Linked DNA regions of Homo sapiens: region 2 is linked to region 1. A link is a loop called in an ENCODE intact Hi-C map of the cell type or tissue named here. Cell type or tissue: endothelial cell of umbilical vein. All regions are shown on one strand. Links, peaks and the distances in the headings refer to the core of each region. The heading gives the core; the rest is flanking DNA. Region 1 overlaps LINC01748 (long intergenic non-protein coding RNA 1748). Region 2 overlaps LINC01748 (long intergenic non-protein coding RNA 1748).

Region 1 (9,994 bases), core at 1,032-9,031:
TAATAAAATGTGTCATTTTTCAACCCTTGCCCTCCTCCCTCTCTCCCCTCTCTAATTGTCCGCAGTGTCTGCTGTTCCCATCTGTATGTCCACGTGTACCATCGTTTTGCTCCCACTTATTAGGGAGAACAAAGGGTATTTGGTTTTCTGTTTCTGCGTTAGTTCACTCAGAGTAATGGCCTCCAGCTGCATCCATGTTGCTGCAAAAGCCACGATTTTGTTCTTCTTTATGTCTGCATAGTATTCCATGATATACATGTACCACATTTTCTTTATCCAATCCACAGTTGATGGGAAACTGAGTTGATTCCATGGCTTTGCTATTGTGTTGTTTTAAAAATTATCATTTGCTTCTTTATAAAGCAGCTGTAGTTTGGGAAAAGAGCACCTGATATAAAGTCCAACAGGTAGGATTTTTAATACCAGCTCTTCTACTTCTAGATGTATGAAATGGAACAAGGCTCTTTATCTTCATTAGCCTCAATTTCTCCATTTGATTGAAGAGACAATAGTATTTAACTCAACAGATGTTTTTAATTCAGTGGGATGCTTCCTGAGAAAGAGCAAAGTTCAGAAACTAACATATGATAGAGCACTAAAAATATATGTGTTGGGTCTGAACTACAACTCTGGGAGGTAGATATTTTATTACTTCCATTCCATAGAAGAGGAAAGAGAGGCTCAGAAAAGTAATGTTGAATTCTTTGTTCGACATTTTTCAGCTAGAAAGCAGAAGAGAAGAGGCTCAAATCCTGACTACTGATTTTGAATCTTCTCTTCTTTCCACATGCCATGTGCTTCTTTTTGTAAGTTTGCCTTGGGTCACTCCTAAAGAAAGAATCATGAAATAACTAAAAGGTGCCTGAAGATGTGGTTTGGATCCCTTCAGAGAAAGGATCAAAACTGGTCATTCAGCAGGTGAGAAGCCTACAAGGTAAAGCCCCCACTCCTAACACCTTAGCGGCAGACACCCCGTAGTCTGGCTACTACCTGCTTCTCTATGTGCTTACCTACCACTTCATCATCTTGTTATTTGAGCTCCAATCATACTACACTTGTGCTTCCCAGAATATACCTGCTCTTTTGCATTCCACTTGGCTTGTTCATGCTGCCTAAACCTGACTTTCTTCTCCCTACCATTTCTCACCAAGGTAATTATTACTTTTCTGTCATGACTCAGTTTAGCTGATGCCTCCTGCAAGCTTCCTCTGACATTCCTAGACCAGGTTTAAGGAACTCCCTCTTTGTTGACATAGCAACCTGCCCAAACCTCTACTATGGTACTGAACACACTGAAGTACAGGTTTTGGTTTGTATGTCTCCCCATCTACATAGCTGTTTCTTATGGAAATGTTGCTGCAAGAAACAGAAGCCTATCGAATTCTCTTAAGACCTCACTGAAATCTAAAAGCAAAAATGAACAATCAGGTCTCAAGAAGGTCAAAAATAAAGCCTTCCCAGAGACCTGAGCAACACAGATGGACATCTGTGTTCTACCATTTACACAACTCAGGGGCCAACTCCCTTACCCTTTATTCCTTTAATTCGAACTTCTGAGAAATATAAACTAACTGCACTGGGCCAGATGTCTAACTATGAACCAACAGCTGTGTCCAGAAGAGGGGATAGACTATTATGAACATGGACATCTGACCCATGCCCTTATTAAGAATGTGGGGCATTTCTGTGAAGTAGTGTGCAGGCGGAACAGGGCCTCTGATCATGTAACCTAGAATTGGAGAACTGAAGAATAGGGACAATCTCTTAGCCATCTCTATATTCCCATTGGCTAGCACAGTGAGAGAACATCATAGGCACCCTGAAAATATAAATAATGGGAGTGATGACTTTTATCATTTAGAGAGCCAGCAGCACTCCATGAGTCCAGCTCCCTTCTCTCCAAATAGATGAGACCTTGAGTTAGGAGAGATTAATTTCATTTGGCCATCAGGCAGGAGTGCTCACTTGGCAATTTTTAAATGCAAATCCAATTGTGGATTGCTCACAAAGTAATTCTGCTTATTTTCTCCTTTTTTTTTTTGAAAGAATTGACTAGGATGCAAATGCAATTACAAGGGATAATGACCGCCACCAGTTATATTAAAACGTCAGATATAAAGTACAAGTAATTACCTGCCCTTCAAGAAAATCTTGATGTATGGACCCCCAAAGTCATTATACAGTCCATTCATCAACATTTATTCAATACCCACCATGTATACAATATTGTACTAAATGCATAGGAAGCTTGCAAAGGAAAGTGAAAACCAGCTTCTCCTCTTAGAAAGTATAGAAAGTTCTGCTCTGGAATAGGTTGTTTGTGACCAGGGAACAGATTATAGTTAACCAATTCACACTGTAGTCACATAGTATACTTTGGTAAATGTTTGAAAGGGTAGGGAGATTTAGCTTGAAGAATAAAACATTAAAGAGAAAAGCAGTATTCATTCAACAAATACTTATTAAGCAAGAATTATGCACCACTCATTGTTCTAGGTACTTGGTGTATTCCTGTGGCCCTTGTATTCTTTTGCAGAAAGGCAGATAATAAACAATCAAATAAACATGATAATTTCATAATAATATTTATAGTGATAAGAGCTACATGGAAACTCGAAGAAGATGCTGCAATAAAACCAACATATTGCTTTAAAGTATAAGTCCTCACTTAACATTGTTGATAGGTTCTTGGAAACTGCAATGTTAAGTGAAATGATGTACTGTATGCCATAGGAATCTAACTCTTTGTAAAACTGGTTTTGTTATACAGTACATTGTCTCACTTAAAATCACAGTTTCCAAGAACACTACTGACGATGTTAAGCGAGGATTTACTGTAGCTGCTTTAGATAGGGTAGTCAGCGATGGATGCTCCGAGCTGACTCCCGCATAAGGAGGAACCAGCCATGAAGAAGTTTCTAGGCTCAACAGCAAGTGCAAAGTCCCCAGTAAGTGAATGAGCTTAGTTTTCAAGGATCAGAAAAAAGACACATGCAGCTAGGATGAATTACTGAGTAGAAAAGTGATAAAGATGGATTCACAAAATTAGGCAATCATCAGCCCGTGTAGTTTGCAGAACACAGTAAGAAGTTTGTATTGTTTCTTAAATGTAATGAAACATCATTGAAGGGCTTTAAGTAACAAAATGACTTGACATAATTTTAGGAAGATCACTATGACTATCTTGGGGAGAATAGATTGTGGATTGTAAGGATTCAAAAATCCAAGCAAGGACAAGATCTGGATGTCTCATAATAGTCCAGGAGAGACATAATGGTGTCTTGACCTAGGGTGGTGATGGGGAGAGGTTGACAGAATCAGGATATATTTCAGACTTACATGTGGATAGGATATGATGGGAGGAGAAAAAAATCATGGAAACATTTTAGAATATGAACTTAAATAACTGAATAGGGAGTGGCGCCATCAATGACAATGGAGATGATTTTGGTGGGGGAATCAAAAATTTGTGTTGAGGCAGGAAAAGTTTGAGATGCCAAGTGGAAACGCCAAGTGACAGCTCAGATAAAAGCCAAGGTCAAGTTATTGACATGTAGATGTATGTAAAGCCACGAAAATGATAATTATCTTCAAATGCTTGCTGCAAAAGGAATTAGATATATTTGTAGTTGCTTGTGGCAATGATACCCAGACATTGGTTGCTTGATAAAGCATTTTGAAATTTTAGATGTCCTGGTTTCATTCCAAGCTTTTATGACTCAGTAGATTTGGGATTTTTATTCATGGTTCAGTAAGTGGTGTGTGTGTGTGTGTGTGTGAGAGAGAGAGAGAGACAGTGAGAGAGAGAGACAGTGAGAGAGAGAGACAGTGAGAGAGAGAGAGAGAGAGAATCACTGTTTTACAGGGAAGATTCAGGATAAGTGAATAAAGTTAATATCCTCTGACCCTTTGGTGAGAATTGCAGGAGCAATTTTAGAATCCCTGCATTAATAGCAGAGAGCTTGAACTAAAATACACTTTGGATACCATTTCTTTGTCTTGGTTCTCCAGCTTAAAACACTATTTTGGCAATTACTCTGCAACTTATTCTATAGCATGCATGGCCACCCCCAGATACTCTGTATCCCTTTTGTACACCTTTTCCATAGGTAACATGATAGATTTATGCAAGAGTCCTAATGCGGAGTTAGCAAACTCTGTCGAAAGGATCAGAGAGTAAATATTTTAGGCTTTATGGGATATATGGTCTTGTCACAACTATTCAACTGTGCTCTCGTAGTGGAGAAAAAAGGCAATAAGTAAATGAATGAGCATGGCTATGTTCCAATAAAACTTTATTTAAAAGATCAGGCATGGACAAAGATTTGACCTGTAGGCCATAGTTGCCAACCCCAGATCTAATGTATGGTGCTGGGTATGAGAAAAGTGCCTAGCGGTAGCCCTTATGTACAGATGATCTCTAAAGCCTGGATTTAGTTGGAGCACTTTGCCAATGTTCTTGAACAAGTACTATATTTTATATGATTTTGACAACACAAAATAAGAAAGCAGGATTAGATAGGCAAGTTCAAATTGAGGATAAAAGCTGATATTGCTCTTTCTGCATATTATGAGCTGTGGATTAGCACTGTATTAGAAAAAAGTTTGAAACTGGGAGGTGATGTACTACTTAGACATGCTGCTCCTTAGTTATGTGGCTCAGGCAAGCTACTTATCTTTTTTAAGTCCAAGTATTTTTTTTCCATTAAGTCTACATAATAATATAACATATCTTACTGGCTTCTTGTGATGATAAATGATACAATAAGTGAAAGACACAACATAGTCCCTAACAGAGCAAATACTCTAAAGTCATAATTAGATGCAGATACAATTGTACACTTAAATATGGAAGGACATAATTATTGGTATATGAAGGGACATAGGAATAAATATAGACATGGATGAATGGTGAAATCATAAGCTAGCTCCTGGTCACTGCAAGTGTTCAAGTGGAGACTGAAGAGTCATTATTTACAAAAGAACAAGTTGTACCAGGAAATGCTCTGAGTTTCTAATTTTAAATTTGCAACGTAATGACAGAGTCAGGATGCTTACCCACTGTTGGATACTTTCAATTAAGTTTTCATGTCAGGGCTAGGTTGGATATTTTGCATCATATGGAGGCAACACTCTGCAGGAAGAAGCATGGACTTCAGCATCAAACACACATGAGCTTGAACTTTCAGCTCTACTATTCTACTATCTGTTGGCATTAAGCCTGTTGATTCACCTATTTTAATTATTCAAACGGGGTCAATATCCCTAAAAGGACTAAATTAGGTAATAAAGTAACTGGCACATAGTAGATAATGACACTTTCCTTCCCAGCATTTTTTTTTTTTATTCTGAATACCCCCTGTACACTCTAAATAAGGTTCTCACCTTAGGTTTTCCTCTTCATCCTTCCATTTTCTTCATCAGGAGCAAAATTAAGTTTCTATCAAGTGCTCACTGACATTACCCTGGCATCTGAACTATCCAATGTGACATACACAAAACTTTAATGTGTAGACATGCTAATCAGAAGGGAAATGTCAAATCTGCATACATTTCAAATGACCCAACAATATTTACCTTAGAGCTACGTCTCCTATTTTTCTGACAATTGCCTCATTGAGGAAGTGACTCATGCAGCATACCAAGCCCCATTCCATCTGAGAACTTTACCTCCGACTGGTTTGAAAGCATCAAAAAGATGAATGTCACTGCCTTGCAGTTAGTAAGGAGGCTAATTTGATTTGACAAATGATGCTGATTTTGAAGGGGTCACTAATCATTAGAACTACCGAGGACAAAGAGTGCCTTGAAGCTGGATAAAAATTGAATATTTAAACAGTTTGTTATGCAAATTTACTTTCTACCTGTCAGGAGTGTGTAAAGCACAGGGTTAGAGAGTTTGTGGTAAGGCCATCCCTAGGCTGATGACTTCTCTGCACAGTCTGTCCTCACCACCCAGAGGTCTAGTGGCCCAAAGCCCTTGGATCTGCAACTCCTGCTCACCCAGGTGGAGGGTGAGGTGAGCACAGCTCCACAAGGAGTTCAGAGCCTCCACTTCTCAATCTCTCACTATCCCTTCTCCATGGCCATCAAAAAAATGAAGAGTGAGCTGAGTTAAAATCCAGTTCACCCGAAATGCCAACTTCCAGATTAGCAAATAACCCCTCATGGCCCCAAAAGAGAGAAATCCGGAGCTTTATGAAGGCTACACTGACATTCTCAAGGAACCTCAGCATTTTGAAGCAACAGGGCCTCCTTCTTGTCTCTAGTATCTACAGAAAAGCCTTTGTCTCCATAGCTACTCATTCTCCATTTTAATTAGAGGCTTTATTTTGTTTTGTTTGTTTTGTTTTGAAGTTTTATTATAAGTTCAGGGGTACATGTGCAGGTTTGTTTTATAGGTAAACTTGCATCATGGGGGTTTGTTGTACAGATTATTTCATTACCGAGATATTAAGCCTAGTACTCATTAGTTATTTTTCCTTATCCTCTTCCTCCTCCCACCCTCCATCCTCAGGTAGGCCTCAGTGTGTGTCGTTTCCCTCTATATGTCCATGTGTTCTCATCATTTAGCTCCTACTTATAATTGAGAACATGTGGTATTTGGTTTTCTGTTTTGCATTAGTTTGCTGAAGATAATGGCCTCCAGCTCCATTCATGTCTCTGCAAAGGACATGAACTCATTTTTTTTTAATGGCTGCATAGTGTTCCATTAACATCCTCATTCCAACTGATCATTAGAGAAATTCAAATCAAAACCAAAATGAGACACCATCTCACATCAGTCAGAATGGCTATTATTAAAAAGTCAAAAAATAACTGATGCTGGTAAGGTTGTGGAGAAAGAGGAATGTTTATACACTGTTGGTAGGAGTGTAAATTACTTTAAGCATTTTAGAAGACAGTGTGGTAATTCCTCAAAGACCTAAAAACAGAAATGCCATTTGACCCAGCAATCCCATTACTGGGTATATACCCAAAGGAATACAAATTATTCTATTACAAAGACTCATGAATGCGTATATTCATTGCAACACTATTCACAATAGCAAAAGCAGGGAATCAACCTACATGCCCATCAGTGATAGACTGGATAAAGAAAATGTGGTTTCTTTTGTTTTTAATCAAAAGTATCCTCAAGGATATTTGCTTCCTCACATATGCCCCACACAGTGACTGCCCCTTTGTACTCACTCACTGAGAAAGTCCTTTGTCTTTTTTGGTCACACTGCAGCCCTCTGTCCACTCTGTACTCTGTGTGACGTGAGGGCAACATTCAGCCCCTTTTCATTTAGGTTTTCTCAAACATTGCCATGAAAATGAAAGGTTTGACCCCAAAGCCCAAACTTAGGTTTCCTGACATTGGGCAATATTCCTGTAACATTGCCTTGAGCATTTCCATATCTGTAGTAGGGCAGAGGTAACACATGTTAATCTCACTTCCCATATTGTGTTTCCTACACTCAATTTATGATCATTGAACTGGTTGTGGAGGGCCTTCTGAGCCATTGTGAGAAATGGAGCACTACCCTGAGTGAGATAGGAAGCCAAGGGAGAGTTCTGAGCAGTTTCTTATTTTAAAGCTTGTGGACAACACTATTTCTTCAGAGGGCCATTGTGAAATAATGTATGTAAAACACATAGCACAAGGCCTGTTACATAATTAGTACACAATAACTGTGCGCTGCTGCCTTTATGAACATTAAATTCATAGCCGCTTTACCTTGGCCTTTTTATTTTATTTTACTTTTTCTTTTGGTGTAAGGGAGGGTACATTATAAATTGAACAAATGTCCTTGCTCTTGTAAGACTGATATATATTTCTGAATAGTCTGACAAAAATCTAACAGTTCTAGACTACACATGCTTTTAGCAACTGAACCAAAGCCAGATTCTTGTTTTTAATATCTTCACTCTGGGAGCTAAAAGAACATCTTGTGACTAAAGGGAAGTTAAAGCCCAGTATGATTGGCCTTTGCCCGTTAATTCAATTAATAAATGTATATGGAACACACCTATAAGGTACAATGGCTTTGAAACCAAAAGTCCTGTTCAAACGTCAGCACTGCTTTTTATGTTATTGTGTCTGCGAACTTGTCACTAGATTTCTCCAAGTCTGTTTCCTCACCTTCAAAATGGGAACACTTTAAAAGAGGCTTCGTTGTAGGAATTTAAAAGACAAAAGAATATAGTATCTCTCAGTGGGCAAGATCAAAGATCATAGAATAATAATAATTTTTAAAGTGTGCCCATCATGTAGGTATCTCTAAATGAACAAATAAAATAATTTGAATCAAAGTTATGCTACCCTAAAAATTTTAATTTTGACAATTCAACATCTATTAGTATAATAACCCTGCTAATCCTTGCAGAGGATATAAACTTAAATAATGTCTGGCTTAGCTAGGGCATTTCAGGGCATGGTCGCAGCTCAGCAAAGCATGCTGTGTAATACATCAAGAGGTAACTCTAGGTTACGACCTCAGGTCTCATGGAGCTGGTATCTAAACCAATCCATCCCACAAGCCCATATTTTACTATTGCTAATCCTTACAACTATTATATAAAGTAATATCATTATCTCTATTTTACACGTGAGAAAACTGAGGTATACTAAGGTGAACTCATTTTTCCCATGTTTTCCAGTTGGAAAGTGGTAGGGCTAAGTGCTCATTTCATTTAATTTCAACAAGGATTTGTACAGTACCTACTCTGATACTGTCCTAGATGCTCTAGTTATAACAGTGAAGGAAAAATCACCAAGCTTTTGTCGAAGATTTCAGCCCAGATCTGACCTACTCCAAAAGCTGAATCTTTCCACCAAGCCCACTGCTTCATTGCATTGGTGCTATATGGAGAGATAAACCTGACCCCAATTCAGTAAGTTACGATGTTCCCATTATGCCATTTTTATTCCCTTTATGATTTAATCAGAACACTTGCTTAAATTAAAATATAGCTTAGTCATGCATCTGATCTTCTTTCCCCTAACATTTTTTTCATGGAGCTGTCAGTTTTGCAAACTGGCTTGATTTACAGATATTTTATCCAGAAATAAATTGAATTAACAATTTAAAATGCAGAACAGAAAAGGCTGCCAGTGTGCTAATAGCTCCATTTCCCTGATTAAGAAGGCTTTCTCTAAGATGGTATGAAGGACAGAGCCCTCTTTGGCCTAAAACTCATTTTGACAACGGTCTTGGAATAAATAGATTCTAGAAGAACACTGCCTTGTCTCAGGAACAGACATCCACCCCAGATCCTGTGGCCAAACTAACCTTCAAAAATATTACCTTGTACGTTTACTTTGGTCATAAGCTTTTGGGGTTTTCTACACTTACAGAGAGAAAAGAAAAAAACCCTAAGATTGCCATTCAAAGTCACCAATTTTTCTCTAACTTCTTTAGTCTTATTCCCTCCCTCCTCCTGCCACCTCCCTGAGTCCTCAGGAGCAGCAGATTGGAGTTTGATGCCCCACTCTGTTACAGATTAGAGGCGCTACCTTAGCCAAGTCACTTTACCTCTCAGAGTTTCAGTTCCATCTTTATTCTTTAAAAGGAGACAGTAAAATTTGTTCTCTGCTCCTCTTAGATCTGAGGAGAGGCTCCAATGAGGCAAAAGGTTTTGTAAATTGTACAATGGATAAGCCACCTTACAGGATCTGCACCACCCATAATTATCTATGCTTTTTTCCATACACATTTCTCTTCCAAGGCATTTCTCCCTTTCTGCAACGCACATGCTCCCTCTTCCCCCATCTATACAAATAAGAGCTTGTCTTTCTTCAGGGCCCAGCTTGAGCCTGACCTCCTAAAAGAAGTCAGTTGTCCTAACTGTCCTAGCCCTCAAGAATCTCCTCCCCCAGTGACTTGTCATGGTTTCTCTCATTTGGCACTTGGCCTTGGCTGCCTTTATGTCCTCATTCCTTAGTATCTCAACAGTTAGCTTGTAAACCCCTATAAGTGAGTCTCTTAGTACATTTTGGGCTGCTATG
Region 2 (9,994 bases), core at 716-8,715, 62 kb before region 1:
ATGCCTGAGTCTTTCAAACAGTATTGATGTTGGACTGTTACCCTGTTGCATCATGGTCTTGTGGTGGCCACAGGGCCACACAGTACCTCTGCTGATGAAAGGTGGAGTTTTCTATAAAGAATGCGGACATTTACACAATCATCCTGGGAAAAATTTAATACTTGGTTTGAAATGAGAACAGGGTAGAAAATTACATATTCTATGGCTCTTGATTTGTTTCTTTAAGAAATCCATTTAACTGTGAAACTAATATTTACTAGATTCTTATTCTGGATTGGACACTAATTGGAGTGGTAGGAACAGGATGTACAAGACATGGCCTCTGTCCTTAAAATGCTGATACTTAAATGAGGGATATAAACGTGTAAACAAATAAAAACAATCAGTTTGATGGATGCTATGGCAGAGTGCAAGAAAGAGGATGAACACAGAGAAGGAAGAAATCATAAATTCTTTCCAGGAATAAGGGAAATCATCTAAAATAAGATAAAGCTTGAGCTGTCTCTTAAAAAAAAAAGGCAATTATAGCAAATGGAAAGAGGGGGAAGGGTGTTTCAAGTAAGAGGAACATTCATGAGGCAAAGGAATATAGCAAATTTGCCACTAGTTTAGTGTGCCTGGATCTTAAGACATAAAGAGAGGAATAACAAGAGCTAAGACTATGGAAGTAGCTACCCAGACCATGATGGCCTATGTCATGCTAACCTCTTGGATTTCTTTTTCTTAGTGTCAATGTGACACCATCAAAAAGTTCTAAGCAGGTGAAGGACTTATTTATATTTTCATTTTAGATAGTGCATTCTTGTAGACATATGACGCAAAAATGAGAAGAGGGAAATAACACAGGCAGGGAATTATTTAAGAGGGCAATATAGTAATAGGGATATGGAATAATAAAGGTTAGAATTAAGGAAGTGGTAATGGGAATAAATACAATTGAGTATATTTTAGAAATATTTAGGGAATAACCATCCCCTGAACTTGGAAATTGGATTTTAAAAGGACTGGGTCAAGGATAGTCCCAGATTTCTTGTTTGGAGGTTACAAATAAGTAAATATTGGAATACGGGTTGGAGAGCAAGTTGAGGAAGGATAGGATAGATGAGTCTAGTTTTGAAAATGATAAGACTTAAATGCTTTGGAGGCATTCAAATAGATACAATACAAATTAGGATAAATCGATTTGGAGCCAAATGGAGAGGTAGGGGCTAGAGGTATTGACAGGTATTCAGAAAGAATTAGAAATGGTAAGTATAGTTATGAGAGTAGATGAGATAATCCACAAAAAACTTTCAAGTGAAATGAGAATATGGACAAAGGAGGAACCAAAGGTAATGGCAATATGTACAAAGAATGATGTCTGTCATCTACTATTTACCATTTAAGTAGCATTGATCTTTCAAGATACCAAATGAATCCCTCGATTTACTGAAAGACCCTAAATTAGCTGTATGATATATGGTGCTCTTGCAGAAGCTGTTTACTTTCTCTGCCAATGTAGACCTATCTGAATCTAGAGGAAATAGCAATCTTGAGCCAGTAGAGAAAAAATAAATTAATCCTAATTTTCAATAGAAGAATTAAAAATTTGGCAACTATTGCTTTGAATGGTATTCTAGTCTGTTCTCTAAAAGACAGTGGGACACTTCACTTTCCTTTTAAAGTAAAGTAACAACCCAAAACCAGGATTCTATTATATTTAAAAAATTGTCCAGACTACAATAAAATGAGACATTAAAAGGCCCTATTTATACAGTAGTAATGAGTAATACAATCATCTCTTCGTTGTTGGTGGTTGGGGCATTTTTTAAGGCCATGAATAAAGGGTCTCCAAGTGATGTGGGCACTGTGGTTTTTCTCAGACAGTTCAATAAATATAAGATAGGACCCAGGGATAATTTAACGAGTAAGCTTAGTAGAGAATTTTGAGTGAGGAAAAACCTTAGGATGTTTCTTATGGATCAAAGACAAGTTTTAATGAATTGGGTGGAGCTGATAGAGCTCTGAAGTTTATTCTCCTTTGTACAAAGGAAATGATCTCACAGTAATAATACAAATGGTATTCATGAAATATTTTTCTTTTTACAAAAGTTAATTATGAATGAACTTCATAGCTCGTTAGATTCAGAAAGCATAATACATTTTAGTAATTGACTTATTCTCTAGGAAGGGACTTTATGAATATTTGGGGAAAGATTTGGTTGAGGATAAATTAGATGTAATGGATTCTTTTTTTAAAAAAGTCATAACAAGCATAATATATTTCTTTACTTTCAAGAATTTGAGGTCTGTTCTCTACTCTGGTGCCAGTTGAATATCAATTTGGTTGCAGTCTTCTGCCTGTCATGCCGAAATCTCATCATTTCCTAAACTTGTCTAAGTCACATGCTGTTCAAACTACCTTGGAAGCCTCCCTCTTTTCTTTCTTGGCAAATTGCTCATCCTTAAAGAACCATCACAATTTTATCTCCAGTGAAGTCTTCTCCAGTTCACACTACTGTTCCAACAACACTTTGACATCATATCCCTATATGAATGTTATCAATTTTCATTACAGTTAGCAGCCTACACATATATTTCCACAGCTGGACAGTGCCTAGCTCCATGCCTGGCACACAGCACACATTCAGGAACATTTTTTGTTATGACTACCGATTATTACCTATTCAATCCTCAATCATTATCTCTCTTATCTAAAGATATGTACATATTTATATCTAGCTATACGTCTATCTGTAATTTACACAGCGAGCTTACATATGTGATCTCCTTTTGAACTTCAAGATTACCACACAGGATTGTAAGAGTAGCTGTATTTAGTGCCATTTTTCAAATAGGGAAGGTGAGAAGCCTGAGACTCAGAAAGTCTTGCCCCATATCCATGAGAAATGAATGGAAGACAGGAAATCAACTCTCCTTTTTTGACTTTAAATCTAGTGGACTATATTAAATTAAGTGGAATTTTTAGACCATCCATGCATTCATAAATTTATTCCTTGGAGCTATTCTTTTACTTAAATAGAGCTCAGGTGTATGAAATTGGATTAATATTATTCTTAGGTTTATCACAGTCATCGATAGTTTATGCATATCCCTAATTTTATGTGTGTATGCATGGATTCATATTTGAATGATATGACTAATACACATGAATCCATCATTCAACCTTATACCTAACATATTGTCATTAGCTATCTATATCTCTATACTACTCTTTTCCCATCTCACCAACCCTTGGTTTACTGCCCAACCCTAAAGTATCCGTATTTTGAATTGCATGTTTACCATTTCTTTGTTTGTTTGTTTGTTTTTACAGTTAGTTTAGTTTTGGTTCATTTTTGCCTGTTTTGAATGTTGTATTAAAATTATATTCCATAGAGTCTTCTGGAACTAGATTTTCTTAATTCAACTTTATATTACTGATATGTATCCATACTGTTTTGATATAGTTGCAGTTTCTTGATTTTCACTCCTGAGTAATATTCCATTATATGAATATACCAGTATTTATTTAATCATTGTTTTATTTATACAAATTTGAGTCATTTCAGTTTTTTCTGTTTGTTTTTGCTGCTATGAATAATGCTGCCATGAATGATTTAACATTTTGAGGGAGCGTAATTGCCAGGTTGTAAATTATATGAATGTATAACTTTACAGGAGAATGCCAAGTTGCTTTTACAAAGTGGTTATAACAATTTATAAACCCACCAACAAAGTATGAGAGATCCTGATGATCCACATTCTCTGCAATAATTATTATTGCCAGAATTGTAATATTTTATCAAGCATGTAGATGTAAAATGGTATCTCATTTTAGTGTTGATTTGCATTTCTTCAATTGTTAATAAGATTGAGAATATCTTCAGATATCGTCCTTATGTATTTTTAAAAATTATTTGTAGAACTTCTTTTTATTTTTGATACAAACTCTCTGTCAGTCATATATATTGTCAGTATCTTTTCCTGGTTGGAATCTTGTCTTTTGAGTCTCCTGGTAGATGCTGTTTTCAAATGAATGTTAACTGTTACCAATTCACAACTACATCCTTCTCAAAAGAACTGTGCCTGGCAAATGGACATGCCTCACCCAAAAGTTTTTGTGTCCTACCCTGGGTTCAGCCTGCAACCAATAATTGATGAATACACAGATACAAGAGGCTGACTCCTTTCCCTCCAGGAAATACTTCCTCTGTGGTATAATTCATGTGCCCACAGTTTTCCATGGGATTTGGCTGACACTAGTCTCCAGCTGAAACCACATCCTTAGTCAACTCCTTCCCCTCCCTGTTTTGCTTCTTTCATTTCCCTATAGGTTCTTCCTGAGGGCATTTCCTCAATAAATCACTTGCACAAAAATCTCCATCTCAGGTTCTGCTTCTAGGAAATCCAACTTCAGATACTTTCTTTGAGGTGTCTTTTGATGAACAGTTCTGATTATAATGAAATGTATCAAATTTTTTATTTTATGGATTTTCTTTTTTAAGAATCTCTATTTACAAATCCTTCCTTACTCCAAGATCAGAAAGCTATCATTATCTGTTATTTCCTGTAAAAAATTGAAAGGTTTGCTTTGACATTTGAGTCTTTATTTATTTTGGAGTTGATTGTTTTGTAAAGTATGAGGTAGAAATTCAATGTCTCTATATGTCAGTAACTATTTTGTCCAGGTTAATTTATTGAAAATTTCTTCTTTTCCCTATCATGTATCTTTTTAGAACACTGATAGTTTAGTCAACATTTATTCCACACTTTTTAAATGCTTTTTATTTTTATTTTTTTATTATTATTATACTTTAAGTTTTAGGGTACATGTGCACAACGTGCAGGTTTGTTACATATGTATACATGTGCCATGTTGGTGTGCTGCACCCATTAACTCGTCATTCAGCATTAGGTATATCTCGCCCCTCCCCCCACCCCACAACAGTCCCCCGTGTGTGATGTTCCCCTTCCTGTGTCCCAGTGTTCTCATTGTTCAATTCCCACCTATGAGTGAGAACATGCAGTGTTTGGTTTTTTGTCCTTGCGATAGTTTGCTGAGAATGATGGTTTCCAGCTTCATCCATGTCCCTACAAAGGACATGAACTCATCATTTTTTATGGCTGCATAGTATTCCATGGTGTATATGTGCCACATTTTCTTTTTTTTTATTTTTTTAATTTTTTATTTTTTATTTTTTTATTATTATACTTTAAGTTTTAGGGTACATGTGCACATTGTGCAGGTTAGTTACATACGTATACATGTGCCATGCTGGTGTGCTGCACCCACTAACTTGTCATCTAGCATTAGGTGTATCTCCCAATGCTATCCCTCCCCCCTCCCCCCACCCCACAACAGTCCCCAGAGTGTGATGTTCCCCTTCCTGTGTCCATGTGATCTCATTGTTCAATTCCCACCTATGAGTGAGAATATGTGGTGTTTGGTTTTTTGTTCTTGTGATAGTTTACTAAGAATGATGATTTCCAATTTCATCCATGTCCCTACAAAGGACACGAACTCATCATAAACTGCTCTTAAGATCAGTGCTTGAGTTCTGTAGATGTCTGTTAGGTCTGCTTGGTGCAGAGCTGAGTTCAATTCCTGGATATCCTTGTTAACTTTCTGTCTCATTGATCTGTCTAATGTTGACAGTGGGGTGTTTAAGTCACCCATTATTGTTATGTGGGACCTAATAGACATCTACAGAACTCTCCACCCCAAATCAACAGAATACACATTCTCCTCAGCACCACATCGCACTTATTCCAAAATTGACCACATAGTTGGAAGTAAAGCACTCCTCAGCAAATGTAAAAGAACAGAAATTATAACAAACTGTCTCTCAGACCACAGTGCAATCAAACTAGAACTCAGGATTAAGAAACTCACTCAAAACTGCTCAAATACATGGAAACTGAACAACCTGCTGCTGAATGACTACTGGGTACATAACGAAATGAAGGCAGAAATAAAGATGTTCTTTGAAACCAAGAGAACAAAGACACAACATACCAGAATCTCTGGGACACATTCAAAGCAGTGTGTAGCGGGAAATTTATAGCACTACATGCCCACAAGAGAAAGCAGGAAAGATCTAAAATTGACACCCTAACATCACAATTAAAAGAACTAGAGAAGCAAGAGCAAACACATTCAAAAGCTAGCAGAAGGCAAGAAATAACTAAGATCAGAGCAGAACTGAAGGAAATAGAGACACAAAAAACCCTTCAAAAAAATCAATGAATCCAGGAGCTGGTTCTTTGAAAAGATCAACAAAATTGATAGACAGCTAGCAAGGCTAATAAAGAAGAAAAGAGAGAAGAATCAAATAGACGCAATAAAAAATGACAAAGGGGATATCACCAGCAATCCCACAGAAATACAAACTACCATCAGAGAATACTATAAACACCTCTACGCAAATAAACTAGAAAATCCAGAAGTAGTGGATAAATTCCTCAACACATACACTCTCCCAAGACTAAACCAGGAAGAAGTTGAATCTCTGAATAGACCAATAACAGGCTCTGAAATTGAGGCAATAATTAATAGCTTACCAACCAAAAAAAGTCCAGGACCAGATGGATTCATAGCCGAATTCTGCCAGAGGTACAAGGAGGAGCTGGTACCATTCCTTCTGAAACTATTCCAATCAATAGAAAAAGAGGGAATCCTCCCTAACTCATTTCATGAGGCCAGCATCATCCTGATACCAAAGCCTGGCAGAGACACAACAAAAAAAGAGAATTTTAGACCAATATCCTTGATGAACATTGATGCAAAAATCCTCAATAAAATACTGGCAAACCAAATCCAGCAACACATCAAAAAGCTTATCCACCATGATCAAGTGGGCTTCATCCCAGGGATGCAAGGCTGGTTCAACATACAAAAATCGGCAAACGTAATCCAGCATATAAATAGAACAAAAGACAAAAACCACATGATTATCACAATATGTGTAGAAAAGCCCTTTGACAAAATTCAACAACGCTTCATGCTGAAAACTCTCAATAAATTAGGTATCGTTGGGACATATCTCAAAATAATAAGAGCTATCTATGACAAACCCACAGCCAATATCATACTGAATGGACAAAAACTGGAAGTATTCCCTTTGAAAACTGGCACAAGACAGGGATGCCCTCTCTCACCACTCCTATTCAACATAGTGTTGGAAGTTCTGGCCAGGGCAATCAGGCAGGAGAAGGAAATAAAGGGCATTCAATTAGGAAAAGAGGAAGTCAAATTGTCCCTGTTTGCAGATGACATCATTGTATATCTAGAAAACCCCATTGTGTCAGCCCAAAATCTCCTTAAGCTGATAAGCAACTTCAGCAAATCTCAGGATACAAAATCAATGTGCAAAAATCACAAGCATTCTTATACACCAATAACAGATGAACAGAGAGCCAAATCATGAGTGAACTCCCATTCACAATTGCTTCAAAGAGAATAAAATACCTAGGAATCAAACTTACAAGGGACATGAAGGACCTCTTCAAGGAGAACTACAAACCACTGCTCAATGAAGTAAAAGAGGATACAAACAAATGGAAGAACATTCCATGCTCATGGGTAGGAAGAATCAATACCGTGAAAATGGCCATACTGCCCAAGGTGATTTATAGATTCAATGCCATCCCCATCAAGCCACCAATGACTTTCTTCACAGAATTGGAAAAAACTACTTTAAAGTTCATATGGAACCAAAAAAGAGCCCGCATCGCCAAGTCAATCCTAAGCCAAAAGAACAAAGCTGGAGGCATCACGCTACATGACTTCAAACTATACTACAAGGCTACAGGAACCAAAACATCATGGTACTGGTACCAAAACAGAGATATAGATCGATGGAACAGAACAGAGCCCTCAGAAATAATGTCGCATATCTACCACTATCTGATCTTTGACAAACCTGACAAAAACAAGGAATGGGGAAAGGATTCCCTATTTAATAAATGATGCTGGGGAAACTGGTTAGCCATATGTAGAAAACTGAAACTGGATCCCTTCCTTACACTTTATACAAAAATTAATTTAAGATGGATTAGAGATTTACAGGTTAGGCCTAAAACCATAAAAACCCTAGAAGAAATCCTAGGCAATACCATTCAGGACATAGGCATGGGCAAGGACTTCATGTCTAAAACACCAAAAGCAATGGCAACAAAAGCCAAAATTGACAAATGGGATCTACTTAAACTAAAGAGCTTCTGCACAGCAAAAGAAACCACCAACAGAGTGAACAGGCTACATACATAATGGGAGAAAATTTTTGCAACCTACTTATCTGACAAAGGGCTAATATCCAGAATCTACAATGAACTCAAATAAATGCTTTTTATACATGAAAGGCCTTGCATGGAGCTGGGGATATAAACATAAAATGATACAACTCCCCCTGCTGTCAGGGGCTCACACTATAGTGGGAAAGTATATATATAGTGGGAAAGTATAGTGGGAAAGTGTGTGCCATCTATCAGCAGGAGGAGTCAGGAAAAACTTCTTAGAGGTAGCGGAATGAAAAAACAGAAATTTTATATTTTAGAGAGGTGGATATTTCTTGGTGTTTCCAATTTGAAGAAAGCGCTGATTGTAAACCAGCGTATATTATTTCAGAATATTGCCTATAGTTCTATGTGACACAAAATGTGTGTACAGAAAAAAAAAGGTGTGTACCAGAAAAAATTTTAGAAATAGGCAGGAGTCGACTTATAAAGGGCTTTTTTTCTTAGTGGAACTTTGATTGTAACTCCCAGCACAACCATCTTCTCTCAACAGGTGGCCTCCACTCTTGCCACTGCCTTGGAGAGAGTAATGTAACCCATAGAGAGCCGAAATAGCCTAGTGTTTTGGACATGGACATTGGTCTATGCTTTGGTTTAAATATCCCCTCCAAAATTCACGTTGAAACTTAATACCCAATACTACAGTATTGGAGGGAAGGCTTTAAGACATGATTAAATGATGAGGGCTCTGTCTTCATGAATGAATTAATCATTCATGGGTGAATGGATTAATGGGTTAATAGATGAATGGGTTATCATGGAAAGGAAACTGGTAGCTTCATAAAAATAAAAGAGACCTGAGCTAGCACATTAGCATTCTTAGCCCCATCTCCATGTGATGCCCTGTGCTGCATCAGGATGCCACAGAGTTCCCACGAGCAAGAAGGCTCTCGACAGATGCATACCCTCAAACTTGGACTTCCCAGCCTCCATAACTGTAGGAAATAAATTTCTTTTCTTTATAAACTGCCCAGTTTCAGGTCCTTTAAAACAGAAAACAGACTAATAGAGTTTAAAAGTGGGCATGTGCTGCAAACAGGTCCGATCGGAGTCCTCCTGTAGGATTAGCATATGGAAGTTACATACCCCTGCAGGGTCTATATTTGCTTGATCATGCCAAGCACTAGGCCTACTCATATCACCTCCCTTCCCTTCCACTCTCCTTTAACAATACACATGACTCAGGTACCTGTGTTAAATGGTGTAATAACACTTTTTAGGATTCTTGAAGAAATGACATTGATATATATTTTTATTCTTGATAAAAATACAAAAAGAATACCCTTTAAAATTTTGGGTTTTTTTGCTATAAATTATTATTAGAGATTATTATAAAATTTTCAGAGAAGATTAAAAAGCATTAAGAAAATTAAAATAATTCACAGCCCCAACAATTAAAGAAAAATACAGTTAAATATTTACCGTCTTATCTTTTAGGTTCACAAATATGCAGATGTACTGGTTTAAAAAATACAATTGAATTCATTCTATTTTATAGCCAAATGTTATACCATTATTAATTTTTTATACAACACAAATTTGAATATTCAATTACCACATTTCATAGTATGGTTATACTACTTAGCCATTAGTCTGTTTTTGAGGATTTTGGTTGCTTTCAATTTTCATAATTTTAAAGAATGCTGCCATAAGCATTCAATATGTAGATCTTCTGCATTTTAGATTTTGGATTGGATAAATTCCTAATGGAATTGCT

Evidence for each region. Peaks named below come from ENCODE experiments on the same cell type or tissue, not always from the same donor. Only the 100,000 strongest peaks of a DNase experiment are listed, where the experiment ranks them.
Region 2: a loop joins it to region 1, with 5 times the contacts of the local background. A loop is called at or near these places in 4 of 110 quality-filtered maps.

Annotation. Positions count from the first base shown.
Region 1 is chr1:60,568,280-60,578,273 of GRCh38, forward strand. The region is part of intron 4 of LINC01748 (long intergenic non-protein coding RNA 1748); the gene reads right to left. Among named protein-coding and RNA genes, the nearest start is that of LINC01748, 49 kb to the right of the region's middle. In endothelial cell of umbilical vein, for the core only: no CTCF peak of the experiment used is centred there; a DNase peak (open chromatin) is centred at 5,592; H3K27ac peaks cover 1,347 bases.
Region 2 is chr1:60,506,119-60,516,112 of GRCh38, forward strand. It overlaps LINC01748 (long intergenic non-protein coding RNA 1748), which reads right to left. Exons shown (of 8, transcript NR_146508.1): 8 at 9,598-9,994. Among named protein-coding and RNA genes, the nearest start is that of LINC01748, 110 kb to the right of the region's middle. In endothelial cell of umbilical vein, for the core only: no CTCF peak of the experiment used is centred there; DNase peaks (open chromatin) are centred at 1,903 and 4,263; H3K27ac peaks cover 1,222 bases.